3 separate regions of the Mus musculus genome follow, and regions 1 and 2 are each linked to region 3. A link is a loop called in an ENCODE intact Hi-C map of the cell type or tissue named here. Cell type or tissue: heart. All regions are shown on one strand. Region 1 has its middle 19 kb from the start of Niban1. Region 2 holds the start of Edem3 (ER degradation enhancer, mannosidase alpha-like 3). Region 3 holds the start of Rnf2 (ring finger protein 2).

Region 1 (8,000 bases), 51 kb after region 3:
ACAGTCAGGGCTATACAGAGAAACCCTGTCTCGAAAAACCAAAAATAAAAAATTTTAAAAATTTTTAAAAAATTGGGATTACAGGCATGCACTACCACACCCCCTCTCAGGCTATATAGATTTATTTCATCAGCACATATCACTAATCACTAGGAGAAGTACTAGATTTCACTCAAAGAAAATATCTATCATTCAGGGTGCTTGGCTATCAGCTGGCTTGGGGTGACCGTGGAAAGCAGTTTTATCGTAAAGAATAAGAGGTGACTCGTGTGCTGGTAAAAAGGCTTAGAAGGCAGCTTTCAGGAAGAAAGGGCCAAACCATGTTTCCCAAGCAGATTTCAAGTGGGAAGTGCTGCAGGGATAATGTACTAAAAGTTAGTCTTATGCCAGGAATGAAGTTGTACTGTAACTATTAATCACTCATCAGCCCCAAGGCAAGATTTATATCAGGATTTCAAACTTGAGTCTTTGAGTACTAGTGTAGCGAATAGAATGTTTTGTTAACAATTAACATAAGAATACTCTGTGGACTTTAAGGCCAAATAGAATGTCTGCAAGAGGAAAAGGAGAATCAAGAATTTTCAGATCCTTAAATGTTTCTTTCATAGTGTATGTGGTATGTGACCTCTCAGAGACCACAGTTTTCTGGCAGAGATGAACACAATGATCACTCCTCTGCACCACGCAAGCAAAATGCTGTGCTTTCGGAGAGGAGGAGCTGGTTTCAAGTAAGGAGATTTGAGTCTCAGTCCTTGAAGGCAAAGCAGAGAATGGAACATTCCAGGCAGGAGCCAAACGGGCGAAGGAACAGAGTCTGACTGCAGCGGGGTGTACTTGGGGAGTTGTCAGTGGTCTGAGATGGATAATGAACAAGCTGTGATAAAAAAAAAAAAAAAAAAGACAAGAAGGTTGTTGTCACTGTCCCTTCTGTGTCTTATCAGACACAAAGTTGGGGTGAGGGTGGGGGTGGTGGCTTTTACATTGTGAAGCAGAGGACACTCTGCTTCTTTGTTTGCGAAGGCTGCTGAATCTGAGATTGTGCTTCAGTAAGGAAGCCAGCAGTCACATACACTGCCAACCTCTGTCCAAAAAGTACTATCTTGCTTCCCTAGTTAGCTTCAAGTGTATCCCTCTTTTGGCCACCATACCCGTTTTGGGTGGAAATGAAAATGGTCTCAATCAAGTCATCACACGAGTTCTTGACCCTGGATTGGATTTTGCTGTTCAAGCTGGCTCGTCAGTTAAACCATAAATTCTTGGTAGACAGAGTAGTGGTGATGTACCAGAGGCTTTCTACTCACCGATGACGTCATAACTCCTTCTTCCCTGAGCCTCCCTTTGGGTGGGGGAAGCCAGTGATCTATAATAGAAGCCATGTGTGCCTGTTAAAGTCCAGGAAGTTAAAAAGCTGGTGTGCCTCTCTCAGCTCCTCTTTCTCCGCCTATCAAAATTCTGGATTGGAAGCCATTATCCTCAATAGGAAGGAAGTCTGTCTGATCTACATCGACATCTACAAGAATAAAAAATACAATTTCAGCTAGGTGGCGGTGGCAAATGCCTTTATCCCAGCACTTGGGAGGCAGAGGCAGGTGAATCTCTGAGTCCAAGGCCAGCCTGGTTTATAGCGTGAGTTCCAGGACAGCCAGGGCTACAACAGAGAAACCCTGTCTCAAAAAAACAAAAGGGGGAAAAAACAATTTCACAAATTCACTAGGATTTTATAATATTTCTGTTACGTAGGTATAACTATGAACAGCTACAACCATAGGCATTCAAATCCGTTGGTAGTCTTGAAAACACCCCACAAACTTATCTAAACTTTAGAATTAAGGAAACTAAAGTTCAGAGTGTAGTAACAGGCCTGCCCAAGAACACACCCCATCGAGAGTAGATGTAGTAGGGTTGTGCCAAACTCAAAACCCCGTGTCTACAGCAACTTTTGCTTCCTATTTGATGACTAACACCTCCATCACCTCAACAACTCATCAAAAGTTGGACAATAACAGAACTATCTAAACGGCTTGTTTATTTAAATACTGGGTCATGGCTCAATAGCAAGCACTTATCGTCATCTGGTGTTTGAACCAATTCTTGCCTCCACATGGGATGACAGTGTTCTAGCTGGCCCTTCCGTTTAAAATGTCTTTCCACATCATTCACCAGCAGTCTTGCAACTGTTATTTAAGCGGATACATCCAACTTTATGATGTAACGTATATTAAAAAGGCAAGAGAAAATTAAATTAGATGAAGTGCTTGGCTTCCTCTGCTCCTGCTGTTCACTCTTCATTTAAATTCATAAGTCTCTTTTCTCCATGACAGGGTAATCATCTCCGCAGCAACTAACTATTATATCACAAAGGACGCTGCCTAGGAGTGAGCACCCGTCAGCGGGAGCTGAGCAACACTTAAGCAACAGAGACCCTATTTTCACACAAATATCTCTAATTATGATAAGCTAAGGAAGAAATACATCGTTCCTTCTCCCGTGACCCCACCCCCATCACGCAGGCAAGAACTCTTTCGACACAGCGTTTCACCAAAATACCCTGTGCTTTCAGCTGCAAGCCTGTCTAGGAAAAGCATGTTCCTAGGTAGAGACGACGTCACCTGTTGTTCTGGGACAAATGTGTGTCTAGACTGAAAAGCAGGCACTAAATTAAACTCACACGTGTACTGCAGGATGGAGACTAGAAGGCAAGCAGGATCTCTGGGCGACTGGTTGCTAGTAACCTCCCCCAAAGCAAACAACCAACAGAGACCTCATTGAAAGTGAAAGGAAGGTATAGAGAGCATCAACAGAACCAAAACAAAAGAACTACCACCATCCTAACTTCAAAGGGGGAGCTTTGAACTGGGCAGCCAGGAGCTGGCCAAAGCTCCCTGATCTCAAGGGAGGATGTGTTCCATTGGAAATGAGTTTATTGGGTTTCAGCCTTTGCCAGCACACTCTCAAATTAGCACCAGGCTGGCCTTAAACACATAATCCACCTGCTTTAGCCTTCCAAGTATTGGGATTACAGGCCTGGGCTGCAACACCCAGCGCAGGGTAGTTGTTTCCCTAGCCATGGGGATTCTTTCTCTAGGGAATTCACAACAATGCATGTTATTGACAGAGTCCAACAGAGCAGTGGGTGGCTACCAGAAGTTTCGAAAGAATTGCTGTTTTCACATTGGTTTCATGGAAGTTAAGGTCAAATAACATTTATCATCTACAGCACATGTCTCTCTCTTCAGTGCTGGGGCTTTTGCCCGGGGTCTTGTACTTTCTGGGCAGGCAGAGAGAGAGAGAGAGGGAGGGAGAGGAAGAGGAAGAGAGAGAGAGAGAGAGAGAGAGAGAGAGAGAGAGAGAGAGAGAGAGAGAGAGAGATTGAGAAAGAATATAAGTCAAGGTCAGTATGATGGTTTGTATATGCTTGGCTCAGGGAGTGGTATTATTAGAAGGTGTGGCCTTGTTGGAGTAAGCGTGTCTCTGTGGGGATGGGTTTAAGACTCTCATCCAAGCTGCTTGGAAGTCAGTACTCTGCTGGCAGCCTTCAGATGAAAATGTAGAACTCTCAGCTCCTCCTGTACCATGCCTGCCTAGATGCTACCATGTTCCTGCCTTGATGATAATGAACTGAACCTCTGATCCTGTAAGCCAGCCCCAATTAAATGTCCTTTATAAGACTAGCCTTGGTCATGGTATCTGTTCACAGCAGTAAAACTCTAAGACAGCACTATGATTATTATTCTCAATCTCATGGCAAACTGTGGGACGTCCAACAATTGACCAGATCAGTGATTTCCTAGCAGCCTTTGCTTGTCTCACTTGGTGCTAGAGTCTAATTCAATAAGGGATGCTATATTAAGTCATTGTAATTCATTTACATATTTCATTTTAACCGCAGATTCAAATCTACACTAAAAGCATTAACCAAAGCCAGTGAAGTGACACATAATATCTATGACCACAATACTCAGGAGGCAGAGACAGGAAGATCACCCGTGAGTTCCAGACGGCCTAGTCTGCATATTGAGATCTCAGCCATCAGTGCTACATAGCAACACAGGGTCTTGAAAATTAAACATTAAGCCAGGCTGTAGTGGCTCACACTTTTGATCCCAGCACTCAGGACCCAGAGGCAGGCAGATCTCTGAGTTCTAGGTCAGCCTGGTCTACAGAGTGAGTTCCAGAACAGCCAGGGCTATACAGAGAAACCCTGTCTCGAAAAATAACAACAACAAAGAAAGAAAGAAAGAAAGAAAGAAAGAAAGAAAGAAAGAAAGAAAGAAAGAAAAAAGGAAGGACGGAATCATAGAGGGATGGAGGGAAGGAGGGAGGGAGGAAGGAAAACAATCAACAGCAATAACAAAGTTAAGCCAGCTGGGCATGGTGGGATATGATAGGAATGGAACACTGGGACATCTGAGGCCTGCCTGGACCTCACAGGGACTTTGCCTGAAAATCAAAAAGCTATTCAGTCTCTGGGATTTATTTAGTACAGGTTGGTAGCACTACTCTGCTAAAGACTATGGCTGTATCTATTTGGAGATTTTTTTTTTAATTAAAAGTCAAGCATTAACATTTTTTATTGCAGTTATTTGTGTATGTTTGTGTGTGTGTGTATACACTTGCACGGGCCATGGCACATAGCTGGAACTCACAGAACAACTTGGAGAAATCAGTACTTTCCTTCCCTGCGGATTCTGAAGATCAAACTTAGGTCTTTAGGCTTGGCAGCAAGCATCTTTTCCTACTGATCCATCGTACTACCCCTGTTTGGAGATTTTTGTTTTTGTTTTTGTTTTTGTTTTTATTATCATAAATAAGTACACAATAGCTGTCTTCTGACACATCAGAAGAGGGCATCAGAATTCATTAGTGGTGGTTGTGAGCCACCATGTGGTTGCTGGGATTTGAACTCAGGACCTTCAGAAGAGCAGTCAGTGCTCTTAACCGCTGAGCCATCTCACCAGCCCCTGGAGATTTTTGTTTTTGAAAAAAAAATTTTTAATTAATTAATTATTTATTTATTTAGGTTTTTAGAGGCAGGGTTTCTCTATATAGCCCCGACTGTCCTGGAACTCACTCTGTAGACCAGGCTGGCCTCGAACTCAGAAATTCGCCTGCCTCTGCCTCCCAAGTGCTGGGATTAAAGGCGTGCACCACCACTGACCGGAGAGTTCTGTCATTTCTTAATTATTATTTATTTATTTTGAGACAAGGTCACATTATGTAACCCAGGCAGACCTTGATCTTTAAGCAGTTTTTTTCTTTTAATTAACATTTTTTTATTCATTGGTGGGGGACAGATGTTGACATGGTGTGGATTTGGTTGTCAGAGGACAGCTTGTCTGAGTTGGTTCCCTCCATCTACCGTGTGGGTCCTAGGGTTGAACACAGGTTATCAGGCCTGGCATAAAGACTGAGCCTTGTCAACAAACCAAAAAAAAAAAAAAAAAAAAAAAAACTCAGCCTTCTTGCCAGCCCCCAACCTCTATCTTGTTAAGTAGCTCAGGCTGGCCTCCAATCACAATGTTCCTTCCTCAGTATCCCACATGCTGGAGTTACAGGTGAGTACCACTCTGCCTGGCTTTCTAGTGCTTAATTTGGGGTAGAGACCTTTATTGACTTCTTTCAGCCTAATGTCCCAAACAGGAAAATAGAGATGTTTAGACTCCCCTTGTGGCCTGGCTGTAAGGGTTAAGGGAGAACACCTGTCTGGAATTATAAGGCATCATGAATGCTAAAGTGTGTTACTTATCTCATTATTAAGTGTATCCTTGACAGACAGGCTGGTGACCCATACCTGCTAATTATCTAGCTAGCAAGGCCTTATCATAATCTGACCTTCCAATAATTTACTTTGTCTAGTTGTTACAAGCTGTCGTTCTCGTTGGGGGTACCACGAGGTGTGAAATAAATAATCTGTAGCTTGTTATTTCCTACTAATGTTGATCCAAGCCAGTCTCCAGAAGATAAAAAACAAAACAAAACAAAAACAAAAAACAAAGTAAAAAAGGTCAAAAGGCCACTGGAATATGGATTAACTTTTGGAGGCTTTAGAGAGAATAAATTGTTTTAAAACTGACACTGATTTGAAAGTGAGAAACAGTATTTGATATAACCAGAGAATCTTGTACTGTGAATAGACATGGTTTGATACTAAAACCTTAAATCTATTCTGCTTGACTCTCATACTAGATTAATCAGCTAGGTGATTTTATTTATTTGTATTTTATGCAGCAAAAATGAAGTTATCTAAGTGCTTCTCTTTGTATGTGTGCATGCATGTGTGTATGTGTACAGGAGCATGCGTACATGTGTGTATTTGTGTGAGAGTACATGTGTGTGTATGTATATGTATGCAATGTGTATGTATGTGTGTGTTGTGTGTGTGTATGCATGTGTGTGGCGCATGCATGTGCCCGTGATACGCAAGATAAACACATCATGGTGTACATATAGAAGACAACTTTGTGGAACTTGCTCTCTCTACCTCTAAATGGGCTCCAAGGATCAAAGATTGGTCACTGGGTGCTTTACCAGCTGAGCCATCTTGGTAGACCCACTTGCTCTGGTTTAAAGATTTATTTATTAAATCTAAGTACACTGTAGCTGTGTTCAGACACACCAGAAGAGGGCGTCAGATCTCATTACGGATGGTTGTGAGTTGAACTCAGGACCCCTGGAAGAGCAGCCAGTGGTTTTACCTGCTGAGCCATCTCTCTAGCCCCCCAGCTGTTCTTTTTAAGAAGAGCTTATTGAATACATTGTTCAAGGACGATAGGCTGGGCATAAAGTAAGTGTACTGGCTGTAGTATTGGACTTTTTTTCCTTTTTTAAAAAACATTTATTTATTTATTTATTTTGGTTTTTTGAGACAGGGTTTCTCTGTATAGCCCTGGTTGTTCTGGAACTCACTTTGTAGACCAGGCTGGCCTTGAACTCAGAGATCCACCTGCCTCTGCCTCCCAAGTGCTGGGATTAAAGGCGTGAGCCACCATGCCCAGCTTTTTTTTTTTTTTTTTTTTTTTTTTTTTAAGACAGACTCTCTAGGCCAAGCTGTTCTTGATTTCCTATGTAACTGGACTGCCTTTGAACCTCTGATATCCTCTCGCCTATATTGCCCAGATGCTTGGATTACAAGCAGGTACCACCATACCCCGATTATGTGATGCTGGGGATGGATCCCAGGGCTTTGTGCATGCTGGGCAAGCACTCTACCAACTGAGCTACATTTCCAGTTCCTTAATTGTTCTGTGTGTGAAGCTTACCTTTCAAGTTTCCAGTGATGAGCATCCTTAATTCAGTGAAATCTCTTTCCTGTCTGTTGCTGGTTTGCCTCCCTGATTAAAACAAAACAAAACAAAACAAAACAAATCAAATCAAAACAAAACAAAACAAAACATTTTTGCACATCCTTCCTCTATCTATCTATCTATCTATCTATCTATCTATCTATCTATCTAATTTCATTTTGTATTTTTTCTTGATCAGCTTATCATCTAGTGTTCGTCAGATTTTTCCTCTTATCTAAAATGTTTTAAACCGGGCGTGGTGGCGCACGCCTTTAATCCCAGCACTTGGGAGGCAGAGGCAGGCAGATTTCTGAGTTTGAGGCCAGCCTGGTCTACAAAGTGAGTTCCAGGACAGCCAGGGGTGTACTGAGAAACCCTGTCTCAAAAAACCCCCCAAAAAATGATAAAACAAAACTAAACTAAGATGTTTGATTTTGGCTCATGTTTCAGAGGCTTCAGGTCATGGTCAGCTAGCTCCATTGCTGTAGACCTGACGTGGGGCTGAATACCACTGTGGGAAGCATGCTGTAGAACCAAATGTGTCATCTCATCAGACTAAGAGGGCAGAAGAGAGGGCTCTAAGGTATACTTCCAAGGCTTCTAGTGACTTCCTGCTTCTAGCTCTACCTCCCAAGACAATGATCATATTATGAACCCATCACGGGGTTCTCAGGACCTAAAAGCCCATTCGCTGCAACCAGACCTTGGACCCATGAG
Region 2 (8,000 bases), 250 kb after region 3:
GTGGAGCCTCTCCCTGGTGTCCATATGTTTTCTACCCACAATCCTTCGTAGCCTCTGACACATCCAGGCAGGAAAGGGAACATATATATTTGCGTAAGATACAAGGCTGTGTAAACAAACTCTTAGCCAGTTAAAGGGCACCACTTTATAAACTGCCCTTATTAATTTTAATGGGCTCTACACATCTAAAAAACTGTTTTACATTCTTTAAAAAGCCCGTCTCTCTTATTCCCCTTGGGTGCTTTCCACTAATATTGGTTTTTTTTTTTTTCTGTACAACTCCAAGCTCTCCAAATTAACTTCCATATCATTTAAAAAGATTACTCATGTATAAGTTTGAAAACTAACAAATGAAAAATTTCCCAGGAGTCCATAAATTGGCAATTAGCTAATAATTCCTATTCCCATTAATGGGTTAAAATGGGATCTACTTTGAAATGTACTTTTGTGAATGTGTTTCCATACTGAATATGAATCTCCAGCTTAGAAATGTTAACTCCCAATTCCTTTTAGGTCACACCAGATTTTCCTATTTCGGATTTTGCAGAGGTTAGTGAAACATGGACTCAACTATTGGCTAGAAGTTGAATCACAGTGGGGAGGAAAAGACGCTTATTATTCAGGGAGTCAACAAGGAAGGTGTCCTGCCTACTTATGACAGCCTTTAAAACTTCAGTGTTAGCTGGGAGACAAGCAAAAATGCAGAAAGATAAACACTGAGGCCAGGACTTCCTTTTCAGTTCGTTGTTTCTTTAACAAGATCACTACTGTCTTATTGAGACCCAAAGACTCAGAAGTCTTTATGATTAGAACATCAAGAAGTCTAATAATAAATAGTAATAATGATAACGATCATAATATTAAAATCAACCTAGTTATTGCCAATAAGTTCCTTCAAATAACTGACTTGAAAATACATCTGAAAGTCATTAGGTATTTTTCTACTGTCTTTGTTCTTCGTTTTCAAATACTAGCTGATTGGTGTTGAACTTTGGCTTGTCCTGTTCTCTATGCCACATCCACACCAACTCAAAGGTATTTATTTACTTAGCTAACTTCGTCATTAAGGCTGCCAACAAGGATCCGGGATGGCAGCAATGCAGGATTGCAGGTTTGTAAAAGGGATAAACATCATTCAGAAATGAGCTCATGTGTACAGTATTCATATGATTACAGGGAAAGGTCATATTATTCTCACTTTATAGTGAGGAAACTGAAGGAATAAGAAATCAACACTTCTTGAACATGTCTAGTGGGGGAGACACAGCACTAGGCCTTTTAGAATAATCTGGTTATTTAGAAACAAGCTGGTTAATACCCCTCAAACGATCAAAATCTAGTGGATGTAAAAATGCACTAATAGAGACACAGAGTACTGTGGAAGAACAGGAAGGAGAGTGGTTTGAACACTTTCTGCAAGGTTTAGAACTGTTTTGTGGTGATGGAATCTAAGCCAAGTCTTAATGGTTTGTGGGCGTGGGGCAAAGATTACAGAATAACAGAGGAGATAGAAGAGCAAAGATAAAGAAAGGAAAAGAGTGTGAGAATTTACTTCGTAGTCGAATAGAACTTGAGGGCAGGGGCAGATCGAAGGCAGAGGGAGGAGGAATTCAGAGGGTTTGCAAATCGAAGCTTACTCTGTGGCAGTGTAGAGGAGACTAGGACGTTGCAACTGTTCAGCAAAGAGATAATGAGAGCTGGAACTAGGAAAATGTGGACTAGAAAGGCAATGGTCTGAAAGATAGTAGCGATAAGGATCTGGGTGATTTACCCACTGGTTGGACACTAGGAAAGAAGAGGGTGAGTAAACAGGTCTGAAGCATTAAATAATTTTACACTTGAGTTTCTCTTGGACCAGACAGAAAGGAAATTGAATGTAAGGCCAATGATCAGGACAGATATAAATCTAGAAATCAATCCGAGCAACAAGGTGACTTAATCCGTGTCAGAAATCACTAAAGCGAAACCCGGAGAGTACAAAGAAGCAAAGGAGTCGAAACAGAACCTTCAGGAAACACCTGCGTTTTTGAAAGAGGAGAGAAGGAAGAAAGGTTATTTTGTAACCCGGATGGTCAGAGAGATAAGACTTAAGTGGTGAGGCATTAAAAGCAAGAGGTTTCAGATAGCTCGATATTGCTGAACGGACAAATACGAAATTTACTGTGGCCACAGAGGTCACATCCAAGCTCCTCAACTCTGCCGCCACCTGCTGAAGTGGCACAAAAGAAAGACATGTGCTTTTGCAAGAGAAACCCACCTGTCATTTTACCCACAGTTAGCCTGCCAATCAGCCATTGCAACTCATTACAACATCTAGTCTTCACTAAATTAAAAAAAAAAAATCACTTTTGCATTGTACACTTCTTTCCTTCATGGGCTTTTAAGATAACTATTATTAATCACGTTCTTAGCTTTGCTTGGCCTCCTTCATTTTGAGTGTCCTGCTTAGTTGCTGGGGTACTGAATTAGAGGAGTAATTCAGGAGTTAGATTAGTGTTTGCTAACTTCTTCCAAGCCTTTGTGCAAAAGTTCAAGCTACGTGTGCAAAAGTAGAAGGACGATATATACATATTAGAGTTGTGTATATGCGCTAATGAAAGTAAAACTCTCACATGGTCGTCAAAGGTTCGAGTCATTTAGCTGTTGTTCATTTCCTAGTTTTTGTTTTGTTTTGTTTTGTTGTCATTTTCTCGAGGGCAGAAGAATATTTTCACTGTTCACCCAGGCATTCGGTACCGACCTGGGGGCAAGTCTCATTCTGTCAGCTCTCAGGAAAAAAAAAAAATCTTCAGGAAGAGAATGGCAAAGCACTCACGAGTCTCAAGGACTGGGCAGCCCACCGACGAGGTAGGGTTGGCCAAAGGTCTTGCGGAACACAGAACGCCTGGAACCTGCGTGGCCTTTACAGAATAGGACTACAAGTCCCAGAACGCAGGGCGCTACTAGGCAGAAATCTAGCAAGGCGCCTGCGCGTAGGTCTGTAGTCAAGCTGGAGGAAGCGGTGCACCTTGGGACTAGTAGTTCCTAGGTGGCAACTCCTGGGGTCGGAGGTGGATCGAAGGGACAGCTCCCTGCCCAGTCCCGCCTTTTGTCCACGTCCCGCTTCTCTGGGCCAATGCTAGGTCCTGTAGCTGCGGCCAGCCCCTCTCCGAGGCTGTCTCCATTGGTCCCGAGGCTATCTCACTTCGGCTCTACCCGGAAGTAGCCTTGGAGAGGCGGTTTCCTAGACTACGACACCGGAAAGCTGGGGGCGGTGCTCCGAGCCGTGGAGGGCGGAGGGTGGTGGCAGCGCTGGCGCTGGGGGACCGGCTCGGTGACTTCGGCAAACAGTTTGGCGCCGGCGGCCGCCAGCCTCACTCCACAGTCCGCCCTCGACACGGCTCGCAGCCTCCTCGCCGCCGGCAGCCCGCAATGTGGCCCACCGTGCCGGTGTAGCAGCTGCGCGTGCGCGGAACCGCGGGGCCATGAGCAAAGCCGGCGGCTGCCGGGGCTGTGGGTGCCGGGTCCCCCAGCGAGCGTCATGGAGCCTGGTGGCAGCGACGGCCGCGCTCTGTCTGGTGTTGGCCACGTCCGTGTGCACGGCAGGGGCCGCGCCCATGAGTAGGGAAGAGAAGCAGAAGCTTGGGTAAGGGTGCGTGGCTGTCCGGGTGGGTTTCCTCGCGCGGCTGCCAGCAGTGGAGGTGCCTGTCATTGCGCCCCCGGCGCACTGTGGACTTTTTCTGTGGTGACTGTAACAGCTGGTGAGGCTGGAGGACCTCGGTGCGGTGGACGGGGTCCAGGACGATGGGAGCTGATCCCCGGGATGTGACCTCGGGGGCTGTCGAGTGTCTCCTGGGCAGCCTGTGACATATGTAGTGTTGTGTCAGCGCCTCTGCCATGTCAGGGGCTGGTGGAGGGGCTACCGCCTGGGTGGCGGAGGCAGGGTTGGATGTCTCACCCAAGTGAGCTCCCAGCGGGAAAATGTTGCGGTGCTTACACCTGTTAAAGGAAAAGGGGCGTTCACCGGAACTTGAACTTTTCAGACTTCACTATCCCCCTTGCTGTGTTTTCTTTCCTAAATGGCACTTGTGAGCTAGAGCAGGCGATTTGATGCTATTCAGAGGCCTCGATTAAGTGTACCCCCTTAGAGTAGTTTTATGAGGCTTAAAAGTGTTCCAAAACACTATTTATAGCATTTAATCCAGTAATTCGAATACATCCGAAGTGGCACAAGTGACTAAGAACGAAGTGGAGAATCTCTGGATTTTGGCAAAACCGTGAAGTTAAGTGAGAGGAGAGGAAATGTGTGCCTGTCAGTAGCACGGCGAGTTGACTGCGAAAGATGCTTATTAAAACAGTGAAGTGGGTGGGTTTTGCTTGTCTGGTAGGTTAGCACAGAACACTAGAATGCACTGCTGATTAGTGAAGAGGTGAGAAAACTGGTGGGGATGTAAACCACGTGACTTATTGACACCAACTCCAGAATTTTAAATTGTGCTTGCTCTTTGATTCATTTCTTTCTCTGGAGAATCTATCCTACAGAAGTAAAGACACAATTAGAGATAAGTGTATAAAGGGGTGCATTTTGACAGAACAGAACAGGCTGGGGGGGGGTGTCATACATTTAGAAAGAGTTCTGTACTAAAGCAAGTTGTAGGTTAATATATAAATAGAAAGCATATTATTTTATAAGAAAAAATAGTTGCCTGAACTCAGGAAAAAATAACAGGTAACTTATCCCACAAAGGGAGGTGGAGCCATTAGGTTCTGACGTAGATACTTCTTTACTTCCGCCATTGCAAAAGAACTATACTAATTTTTAAATCACAGAGCAAATAAAAATGTGAGTAAAAGAAGATGAAGTGTTATCTATTCAAACAAAATTACCAGTGAATTCTAGACTCTTGCCTTTTCCTTTATAAGTTTAATGTATTATTTTGTGACATTTTAATGATGTTCCCACTTTGTTGGCATTTAACTCATGCCATCTCTAAAACTGTTATTCCATCGCGAGGTGGATGCTATCTCCACTGTGCAAATGAGGACATTGAGATTCAGGGTTAACTTGCTCAGAGTCTCAAAGCGGGTCAGGTTTGTGGTTTTTGGTTACATTTATATTTTTAACCTATGTCTGATCTCACAGTTCACAGTCTGTACAGTGCTGTACTTCCTTAAGATTTGGGGGAGGGGAAGTATTTCTATTATGGCTGCAAATATTTTCTTTGACATTCTTATTAAAATTTCTATATGAGTCATTGACTTGCCAGCCCCAGGTTCAGTCTCAAAAAAACCAAGCTGTACCCCCTGCGCCCGCCCTCTCCACCCCACCCCCCTCCAACCCTCCCATTCCACCCTCCACCCCTCCCCCCACTTTCCACCCCCCACTGGAATTGTGAACAGCTGCTCAGTTGCTTACACTCAAATATCTGATCATATGTAGTCTTTCAGGGAAAATATTTTTCAGGATAAGTGATCTTGCTAATATTTTTAGTTAACAGAGAATATAAATCAGTGCTTTATTGATGTTGGGAGGCAGGGTGACTTTAGAAAACCATTTTTAGAAATTATTTTGGAATGAAAAATTTTTAAATGGGGAGGATCAGATTTCCAATATGTCTTATACAGTTACTAAGTTGATATAAAACCATAGAGACTTTTTAACAGTTGAATACAGTCACTGTGTCTTTCTGTAGCTAGGTCCACTTTGAAGTTGATGTCATGGGACTTGCTGGTTGTTGCAGAGATGAAAGTGTGCCCTCGTATGCAATCATAATTTACTCATAATTTGGAAAATTGACAGCTCTCAAAGTTGAGTTAGCAAGTTAGAGGTTTTAAAACCTGTGATCCACCTCTAGGCTGTAGCATTTCCAGAGACAAGAGATTTCCCTTCTTGATATTAATCAAACACTTATTCTACTTCAGAGAAGGAAAAGTTAGTATATCCTGTTTTTATGTTAGTGCTTGCAGGTTTTGTGCGGCCTTGACTTCAAAGATGTTTGAAAGATTGTTATCATTTGCAAGATGAGGAATTCTCTAAGATAATGCTTAATATTCTGAAATTCTCTGGATCTGTGTAAATGTACAATATTTTAACACAATAGTAGGAAGATTTTTTTAGAATGATTTTATTTATTTTATATATATGAATATACTGCCTGTCTTCAGAAACACCAGAAGAGGGCATCAGATCCCATTACAGATATTTTAGAGCCACCATGTGGTTGCTGGGAATTGAACTCAGGACCTCTGGAAGAGCAGTCAGTGCTCCTAACCGCTGAGCCATCTCTCCAGTCCCAGGAAGAATTTTAAAACTACATTTGCCAGTGTGCAAGCGTGCCATGACACGTGGAGTCACAGAACAACATGCAGGAATTGGTTATCTCTCTCCACCACGTGGGTTCTTGGGATCAAACTCAGATTGGCAGGCTCTGCGGCAAGTGCCTTTACCCAACGAACCATCTTGCCACCAAGGTCTTGTTTTTAATGGGTAAGTGTTTTAAAATAGTCATAAAAGTTGCCAGGACTTATCTAGGTCATCAAAATGAAGGATACTTGACCTTGCTGGTCATTGCAGCCAGGATCTGGATATTAGATCTTTTCTGCCTGTAAGCTTCACTGTTATCAACAGTCATCTTTCATTGTTCTGAAGATGACAGTGTAGTATAATAGGAAGGGGAAAATATAGCCAGTCACTGTCTTTACTACCTTTTCTATCCCTGATTTTAGGATCTGGAACTTTGGGAAGAGAAGTGTTAGTGGAAGACTTGCTTCAGTGTTTTCCTTTGCTAGTTATTGGATTTGGCCCCGTCTGGCTCTCACGTTAGCTTTTGTAATAACACTTCATTGTAAGACTTATTTCTCAGTTTCTGAGACTCTGGTTTGGGCACCTAAAACCTCCATTTCAAACAGCTGTATTGGAAGTTGATACAAGTCTCTCTCTCCTCTTTTCTCCCTCCCTTCTCTGCTTCCTGTTTAAGGACCAGCCTCGGCCCTAACCTGAGAGCTAGAAGTCTCCCTTCTAACTCCCTTCTGAGCCTTAGAATTTTTCCTTTTGAAGTGAATTCTATTTTTTGAGAGTGCTCTTGAGAGATCAGAGTACATTAGAAAGTGTATCTTTTGGAAACGAGACAAATATGGTATGTATTTAGCTAGGCATGAGTGGTTTCACTCAGCTTACTGGGCAAGGCAAAGGCTTGAGAAAATGTTTTTATTTCATAGTAGTATCCCCCACCTCCCTACTGCCCTTAGTAGACTCTACAGACTAAGCAGTAAATGGTGCTAATAACTATTGCTTTGAGTTGTCTAGAAACGCTCCACTCCAAGAGTAAGTTACATAATAATGTTAATAGCGGTAGTGGTTTTTTCAAGACTTGCTTTCCTTCTCTGCCATTCTGACATGGATCATTCAATAGTTTTCTTAGGAAAAAAAAAAAAAACCCAGAAGTTTTATATAAATTGCCAGGTCTAGGACTAGTAAAATCCTGGCCCAGTTCCTTGTGGTGAGGTAAGAAAGGCTTATTACTCTACTCTCTTTGTGGTATCCTAGCTTGTTTTATGTTTTTATTAGTGTGTTTTTATGAGGGAGAATTATGTTCCTGAAGTGCAGTAGATAGAATATACAATAACTTTTCTCCCTCTCTGTTTTTTCACAATTAGAAATCAAGTCCTGGAAATGTTTGATCATGCTTATGGCAACTATATGGTAAGTATGAAGCTATCTGTGCATACCGCTTATACGAACTAACTATACACAGGTAACTGGGAAGTTTTGAAACCTGAATTACTAATGTATATTTTTAAATAAAGCTTTTTGAAAAAAGCAGGACAAATGTAAGCTAGCAGGGCATTCCTGTTGGCGATTCGTATGGAATCAATTTATTGAGTAGGTAAGAAATTGAAAGCAGATCATGAAACTGTGTGTGTAAGCAGTTTACTTTGGTTCTGGTAGCAGTTGACAATGCACATAGGTAAAGAGGAAAAAGATGTTGTGTCTGGCTGTAAGGGATGTCCTTTAGGAAAAC
Region 3 (8,000 bases):
CTTAGGAGGCGAACAAAGGCAACTGGATCTCTAGGAGATCCAGGCAAGCCAGGACTACATAGTGAGATCCTGTCTCAAATAAATAAATAAATAAATAAATAGCTCCACTCTACAAATAAGCAACTCATCTGCTGAAAGTAATCGATAGAAATTCTTAAGACTTTTAAAATCTGCCCCTTAGTGTGCCTTCACTAGACATTTCAATCTGAAATTAACTTTTAAAGTAACTTTTCACTATTAGAGTAAATGGCAGTTATACAGAAGCAATTCAATCTCAGAGGTGTGAAGGCAGGCAACAGACATTTTTCTTGGAATTGCTGGTAGCACACTGCAGCTCAGCTCAATAGGACACACTACCAGCCTCATCCACGAGTCCACTTCAGCTGCCAAACGCCCACAAAGCTTTAAAAAAGAATTGAGTACATGGCCAACTCTTTTGGAGTTTTTCTACTCAGGACAAAACTGGTAATGGGCCACCCACCTTCTTAGCATCTACAATCAGGTACTCATTATGATTACCTAGCTAGCTCCTGACACACTAAAGCTAATTTCTAATTAAACACTATGGGTCTCATTACAAATTCAAAGTATCTATGTGAAATCACAACTTATATTTCTACTCCACACACCCACAGAGGAAATACCGAAGACTCACAGAATCAGGTCCAGAGTGTTCAACCTTTAGGGGGAGTATGTTGGGGGATGACGGGTGGGGTTGGGTCTCTATGTAGTTCCAAGCTGGCCTAGAACTCGGAAACTTCCTCTGCCTCTCAAGTGCTGGAATTAAAGTCAGGTGCCACCACATCCAGCTGACACTGTGACAAGACACTGTCATCTACAGACATGCTGCTGGGTTGCCATTCTTAGCTATCCTGGAACCTATGTGGCCAAGGCAGGAGGTTGGGCAGTCCTGACATCAAAAACCTAAGATCAGTAATAGACTAATGAAATTCCAAACATGACTTAAGTCTACATTTCTGTGTACTCTACCTGGGCACTGTCTTAAATGAGCCACAGAGAAAACAAAACTAAATAAATAACAAAGCCCACTAAAGTTCCAGTATTTTGTATGTCTGTAGTGTCTGTTACACTATTTGTTCTAACTGAAAGCTTTCTGTGCAGCACATTAGAGGACCATTATCTTATTTTTCAAATATAAAGGCTATCATAAAGTCTCCTTTTAGAGGCTTGGATTTTGCCTTGTCTGTGCTTGTGAGACAGTCTCATAGCCCACTCTGCTCTTTGTGTAGCCCAGGATGGCCTGTCTCTACTCCTAAAGCTAAGTCAGCTATGTGTCTAAAGTCTACAACTTAGTCTTCATCTGAACTACTGCCCTGTCCCTTCCACACGAGGGATTTAGAGAAATAAGTAAACTTGGAGAAAGTAAAAACCCATATTTGGTGTGATACCTAACAACTGGAGTGTTATATATTTATCAGTTATTTTACTAAATAGATTAGATGTTACCATCAAGTCTTTAAAAAAGGATACCTGTTGATTGTAGCAAGTAGAGATTTTAGAGGGCAAAGAGGTATATCCAGGAGTAATATTGTTGCCGTTTAAGTTCTTTATAAATCAGAGGTTAAAAGTTCAACTTAAGACACAAAATGTAAGACAGCTGTGTTGAATGTCTATAATCTTGTCACCAGGGAAGCTGAGACAGGAGGATTGCCTTAAACTCAGTATCGAGTATGAGGCCAGCTTGCCTGGACAATACTGAATGGGTCGCTGGCAAAAGTAAATAAATAAAAATAAAATAAATCTCAAAATACTGAATGGGTCGCTTGCAAAAGTAAATAAATAAAAATAAAATAAATCTCAAAACCCGACATTTGCTTTATTAAAATATTCAACAATTACAAATAATTAGATACCAATTCCACTAAGTACTCCAGTTGATTATCTCGAAACTATCAAAAAATAATTGAATGCAAATGACTTATGGTACTTTTAATTAAAATATGGCTTAAATTACTTGACACTATGCCTTCCTTTTTTTTTATTTCAAAAGAAATAACCGCATACCAAATACTTAAAAGCCTAGCTAAGCTTTTTCACACACCGTGTAGAAAGTCTGACATTTCCACAACAAGTCACAAGGCATACAAACTTCCGACAGCTTCTTTAAAAAGACACCCAACGGGGCTTCGGGGACATGAATCGGTAATCTGTTCCGGTGGGCAAAAGCAAAGAAAGGAACCTCAAAGTTTCCAAGACCGACCTTTTTTTTTTTTTTTTTTTTTAAACCAACAACAATATCTCTGCGAGTATGAAGGCGACTTCTGAAGCGAGGAAACGATTCTAACAAGGGCCGGGACTCGGGAGCCGACAGGCAGAGGGAGTGGACCAAGGATTTCGGCAAACACAGCCCGGGGTCAAAACGCGAAGCAGCTCGAACCCACGGAGTCGCCCCCTCCCCCAACACCGCCTCCAGGGTGAGCCCGTGGCTCGCGGAGGCGGCAACAGATACTCCGGGGCAGGCGGCGGCTCTCCAGGAATGTGGGGCCGAGAGGGGATCCCGAGCCCACCCCGGTGCCAGGTCCCAAAGGAGAGCTGTCGGCCCGGAGCGCCCCTCCCCGCCCCCACGGCGCCGACCTCCGGGCCCCGCGAGCAAGCCCAGGGCTAAGTTCTCCCAGCGCTCCGGTGCCGCCCTCGAGGCCCCGGCCGCCGTAAGCCCAGGGCCGCGCGGGTGCGCTTCCCCGAAGGGCTCCGGACGCTTCGCCAGCCCGGTGCTCACGGGCCGCGAACAATGAGCCCTCCCGGGCGGGCCGCGAGCGGCGGAGCGAACGGCCGGGGGCGGCGGCGCCATCGCCTCACGGCCCCTCGCGGCCGCGGACACACACACACACACACACCCCCAGCCCCGCCGCCGCTCGGGCCGCGGCCCGTTCCGGGTGCCCCTGCCCCAGCCCGCCGCCCTCGCAGACGTCGCCATCCCCCTCCCTGCCTAGCTCACCGGCTCCTGCCCCAGCCCGGGGGTGCGCTGGCAGTGGCCGGAGCGAGACTCGAGAATCAACCGCCGGCGCCGCCGCACAATATGGCGAGTCTCGGCTTCCGCAATGGAGCTCGGGAAATACAACAGGGGCCGCTCAATATTCATGAGAGACTGGGGAGGGGGGAGCCGGCTCGGCCGGAGCTGCGGGGAGGGCGGGAAGGAGCGAGCGAGCGAGCGAGCGAGCGAGGAGGCGGAGGCGCGGGACGCGGACGCGCACCGCGCGGGGAGGCCCCTGGCGTAGGGGAAGGGGCGTGCCTAGTGCAGGCCCGGACCGCCGGGCCACGCCCACACCCTGGCCCTGGCTCCGCCCCCGCCCGTGGCTACAGCTCGCCAGACGCCCCCAGCGCCGGCGCAGCCCCCAGCCAACGCCTGCTGACTTGGGCGTCTTCTTTCTGTCTGTTTCCCCCGTCCTGGAGCCTTTCTGGGCCTGTCTGAGCCCACAGGTTGCGCCTTCCCTCCCGCTGCTGAGGTTTCGATTTGGGCTTCCAGCCCCTGACTTCGTCCTCGTCCTCGTAGTCATCCCAGCCCAAGTAAATCCTCAGGGTTTCTGCTGCAGAACTTTCCGGACTTTGGATCTCTAAGGCATACAAAGCCAGCAAGATCTAAGGAAAGTGACCTTCAACTCTGGAAATAGGCGCTTGTTAGTACGTCCCTAATGATCTCCTTGCTACTCTTTATATCGACCTCCTTGACGCTTTCAGTGTTCTGAATTTGAAAATATAAGTAGCCATAGATAGTTGTCATTACCACCACCACTACCCAAAAAAATAGCCTGCAAGTTGTCACTCGGTAATTCCTGCATTTAACTTTTAAGTAACACGTAGGAAAAAAAGTTCCCTAACTTCAAAATGTTTCATTGGTCATGGTCTCTTGAAAGGATAATCAAGAATAGCAGATGATAAATGGGAAGGCACTTAATTTGCACTGCACTGAAATTGGGCGAGGTGGCTTATAGCTTCCAGTAACGTTATTATGGAATTCCTTTTCTGTGGCTTAAAATTTTCTTACTTATTGTATTATTCGGGGTTTTCTATAGAAACAACTAATAGAATGCATATATATTAAATATATTCAGCATATAGAGAGGGGGGATATTAAGTATATGCAATATAGAGAGAGGTGGGGTGGGTATTAGAGTGGCTTACAGGCTGTGGTCTAAGCCAACAGTACTGTCTCCAAACTACAAGGTGAAGAACCTAGTAGTTTTAAGCCCTTGGTGCTGGCTGTGTCAGCGGGTCGTTGGCCTATGTTGGAATCCAAAGAAGTGTTTTTTAATATCAGTAAAGTAATGTCTCAGCATCAGATCTTGCTGGCGAAAGCTTTCTACTCACCCCTTCCTTTTTTGTATGCTACCACAGAAGGTGTGGCAAAGAGTTCAGATGGGACTTCAAGGCTTGAATGATCCAATCAAGAAAACATTCACGAGTGTGCTCAGTTGTTTGGTGTTTTGTTAATCCCAGATGTGACCAACCAGGATTGGTGCTCACACTTACTGTCCACTCTAGCAATTTAAAAAGCCCAAGGTTAAACTTTTCCCGGGATGTGAATCAAAGCCAAAATAACCCCGAGTGTTGTGTTCCTCCATCCTCTGGAGACGGGTAGTCTGGAGCAGAAACACTGACCTTCCATCAAAGCGGAATGTTCATAATTGAGAACTCTTTGCTCTAGTTCAAACGCTTCTGGAAATCGTGATGTGTAACTGCTTGAAGCCAGTCAATCAGTGTTAAGGAAGGCCGTCATTTATAGGGAGCACAGAAGATACAGGTAAATCTAATATCCTATTTAAAGGGTCACAGTAGGATTGTCTTTAAAGAAGAAAACGTATGGGATATTTAGATTAAAAATTATTTAAAAAGTTAGACTTTGGGCTAAAAATCCTTTAGTACAAAGATACTTCTAACAAATCAGTGTGACTTCATCTATTTTACCTCTTCACTGGCATGAGACCAGTCTGCGGTGGCCCACACCTTTAATCCAAGCACTCAGGAGGCATAGACAGATGGATCTCTGTGAGTTCAAGGACAGCCTGGTCTACAGAGTGAGTTCCAGAACAACCAGGGCTACACAGAGAAACCCTGTCTGGAAGAAAACCAAAAAACTTGGAATGGATCATCCTAGATTGGCTTAAACAGGAAAGTTATGTTCTGCCATTTGGTAAGAAATATTTCTAAAACCTTTAGATTCAATACAACACAGGTTTATCGCCTGCTCATCCTTAGTGATTAATTAGAATCAAAATCACTGTTCCAGTCTCTCTGGAAACCAGATTGACAGAGACCTCAATCTCTTAGCTGTAGCCCTTGTGTTAGTCAGGGACCTCTAGAGTAACAGGACTTATAGAATGAATCTCTCTCTAGAGAGAAATGGAATTTATTATACTCACTATGGCTATAGTCCAGCTAACCCAATAATGGCTGCCTATAAATGGACTGTCCAAGAGTCTAGTAGTTCAGTCCACAGGGTGGGATATCTTAGCTAGTCCGTAGTATACGCAGGAATCCCAAAGACGTGGTCTCCAATGCCAGTGAAGGAATGGTTTTGCTAGCAATGCAAGAGCAAGCAGGCAAAGAACAAAAACTTCCTTCTTCCATGTGCTTGCAAAGACTTCCAGCAGAAGCTGTGGCCCTGATTAAAGAGGCCTCTTCCCAGATCAAAGATCCAGATTAGAAGTGGATCTTCCCACTTCAAATTAAGCAAATACCCCTCCATTTTTGGTTTTTGTTAGTTCCAGATATAGTCAAATGGACAACTAAGAATAGCCATCGATGCACCTGAGTCACAGTAATTCATTCTCTGTAGCAGAGAAAGAAAGAAACTGAAGAATAACCGGGAGCTTTCAAAAACTTACTTTGGAAGAGACACGATCACTGATGGAATTCCACTGGCCAGAACCAGTTACCCAAGTCAATACATCTACAAGGATGGTGCATTCTCGAACTTAGCTCAGGAAGAAAAGGAGAGTTAGTTGGGGTGTGTGTGTGTGTGTGTGTGTGTTTGGTTTTGGGTTTTTTGTTTTGTTTTGGTTTGGTTTTGGTTTTGGTTTTTTGAGACAGGGTTTCTCTGTGCAGTCCTGGCTGGACTGGAACTCACTCTGTAGACCAGGCTGGCCTCGAACTCAGAAATCCACCTGCCTCTGCCTCCCAAGTGCTGCGATTAAAGGCGTGTGCCACCACTGCCCAGAGAAAAGGAGAGTTATAAGTGAATAATTGTAATGTTAGCAATGGAGATGCCACCAGTTAGTTCATGGATGCTATGAATAACTCCAAGAAAGTTTACTCTATAACTGTTGGGGGTTCAAGATTAGCCACACAAACCATATGAGCAAAAATCTCAGTTAAAAATAGTTTATCAAAGCCAGGCGGTGGTGGCACATGCCTTTAATCCCAGCACTTGAGAGGCAGAAGCAGGCAGATTTCTGAGTTCAAGACCAGCCTGGTCTACAGAGTGGGGTTCCAGGACAGCCAGGGCTACACAGAGAAACCCAGTCTCAAAAAACAAACTAACACAAACTAACAAACAAACAAAAAGGCTGAATACAAAATGGCTACAGTTATGTTCAAAGGAGCAAGCCCAAACAATGGCTGTAGAAAAAAGTTGTGCCTTCAAAAATAAGCTCTGTACATGTTTCCTGTCATCTAATGTAGACTTTCCAATCTCCTCTCCATTCTTTTTGTTTTCTTATTTGGGGGAATCGGTGGGTTTGCAGACTTGGCTGCTCAGTTTGTTTTTGTTTTTTTGTTTTGTTTTGTTGGAGTTGGAGATTGTTTTGTTTCTTTTTACTTTGTTTGAGGCAAGCTGTTCTGGACAGCGTCAAACTCACAGACAATCCTCCTGTGTACAATCCACCCAAGTACTTGGCTTACAGTTTGAACCACTAATTCAGTACACAGAGTTTTTGTTTTGTTTTGTTTGTTGTTGTTGTTGTTGTTCTTAAAGCAAAGCCATTAAGAAGCCCAGGGTGGCCTCAAACTCACAATTCTTCTGCCTTAGCTTCCCAAATGCTGAGATTATGAACATGCTATCTGGTTCCCTTTGTTTAATTGTACAGTACAGACCATCGAACTAAGGTAATTACAATGATGCACACTTGTAATCCCAGCATTCTGGAAGCTGAGAAGCTTGCAAGCTTTTTGCATAGCAAAACCCTGTCTCAAAAACAAAGCAAACAAATTAAAAATTAATATCAGGACTAGAAATGTAACCGATGTCTAGAGCACTGGCCTAGCATGCACAAAGCCACGAGTTTGATCCCTAGCACTGCAGAAATCCCTGTTTGGTGGTTCATGCTTGTACCATGTAATCTAGCACTAGGTAGGTGGAACAGAAGTTCCAGGCTACAGTCAGCTACATAGGGAGTTTGAGGCCAGCCTTATAAAATCCTGAAATAACAGTTTTAATAAATATGTTAAAAGTGACATCAAAATTTTAAGTAGAAGAATATATTGCATTAGCGCTATATGTAAGTATAATAGGTAGATGACTAGATGAACTATAATATATGATAAACTATAAATATGATAAAAAATATTATTTTCCCCTAAAGACTTTAGAAGCAATAGTCACCTAATCACATTATAAACTGGGTAATACTGATAAGTAACTAAAAAAAAATCACATTATAATGTCTTTAGCCTATGGTTATATTACAGAATAAGATTAGCTTACCTCAGCCAAGCTTTCCTGAGCACCTAATATATGCCAACAACTTTGTTAACTGTTTTGAGAATACATTATACAGCCCTTGATGAAGTAAGTCTTGCATTCCTAGAGACCAGCACAGTGCTTGGTACTTAGTAGTTGCTTGAGAAATGTGTTAAGATAATGATGATTAGGGATTCCTTGATCTCAGTGTGTACATGAGGCAGAGTAGCCCACGTGTGCTTGATTTGCCTTGACTTTATTACTTAACAGTAGAAACTTCCCTACGATTGCCTGTTATATATCCCCCACACGGAGGTCTCCATCCATGCTCCAAGCAGCTTCCCTATGATTGCCTGTTATATAG

Evidence for each region. Hi-C counts contacts between places; a loop is a spot of excess contacts. Peaks named below come from ENCODE experiments on the same cell type or tissue, not always from the same donor. Only the 100,000 strongest peaks of a DNase experiment are listed, where the experiment ranks them.
Region 1: it touches region 3 in a loop (2.2-fold over the local background); 3 of 42 quality-filtered maps call a loop at or near these places.
Region 2: it touches region 3 in a loop (2.6-fold over the local background); 3 of 42 quality-filtered maps call a loop at or near these places.

The regions. Positions count from the first base shown.
Region 1 is chr1:151,548,667-151,556,666 of GRCm38, forward strand. No RefSeq gene overlaps it. Among named protein-coding and RNA genes, the nearest start is that of Niban1, 19 kb to the right of the region's middle. In heart, a CTCF peak has its summit at 4,890 (motif pointing right); no DNase peak of the experiment used is centred here.
Region 2 is chr1:151,752,103-151,760,102 of GRCm38, forward strand. Edem3 (ER degradation enhancer, mannosidase alpha-like 3) reads left to right here and starts at 3,272. Exons shown (of 20, transcript NM_001039644.2): 1 at 3,272-3,625; 2 at 7,636-7,681. The coding sequence starts at 3,465. 2810414N06Rik (RIKEN cDNA 2810414N06 gene) reads right to left here and starts at 2,916. Exons shown (of 2, transcript NR_151475.1): 1 at 2,741-2,916. In heart, no CTCF peak of the experiment used is centred here; a DNase peak (open chromatin) is centred at 3,109; H3K4me3 peaks cover 2,731 bases; H3K27ac peaks cover 1,734 bases.
Region 3 is chr1:151,497,763-151,505,762 of GRCm38, forward strand. It overlaps Rnf2 (ring finger protein 2), which reads right to left and starts at 3,229. Exons shown (of 7, transcript NM_011277.3): 1 at 2,957-3,229. In heart, no CTCF peak of the experiment used is centred here; DNase peaks (open chromatin) are centred at 2,529 and 3,189; H3K4me3 peaks cover 2,851 bases; H3K27ac peaks cover 1,911 bases.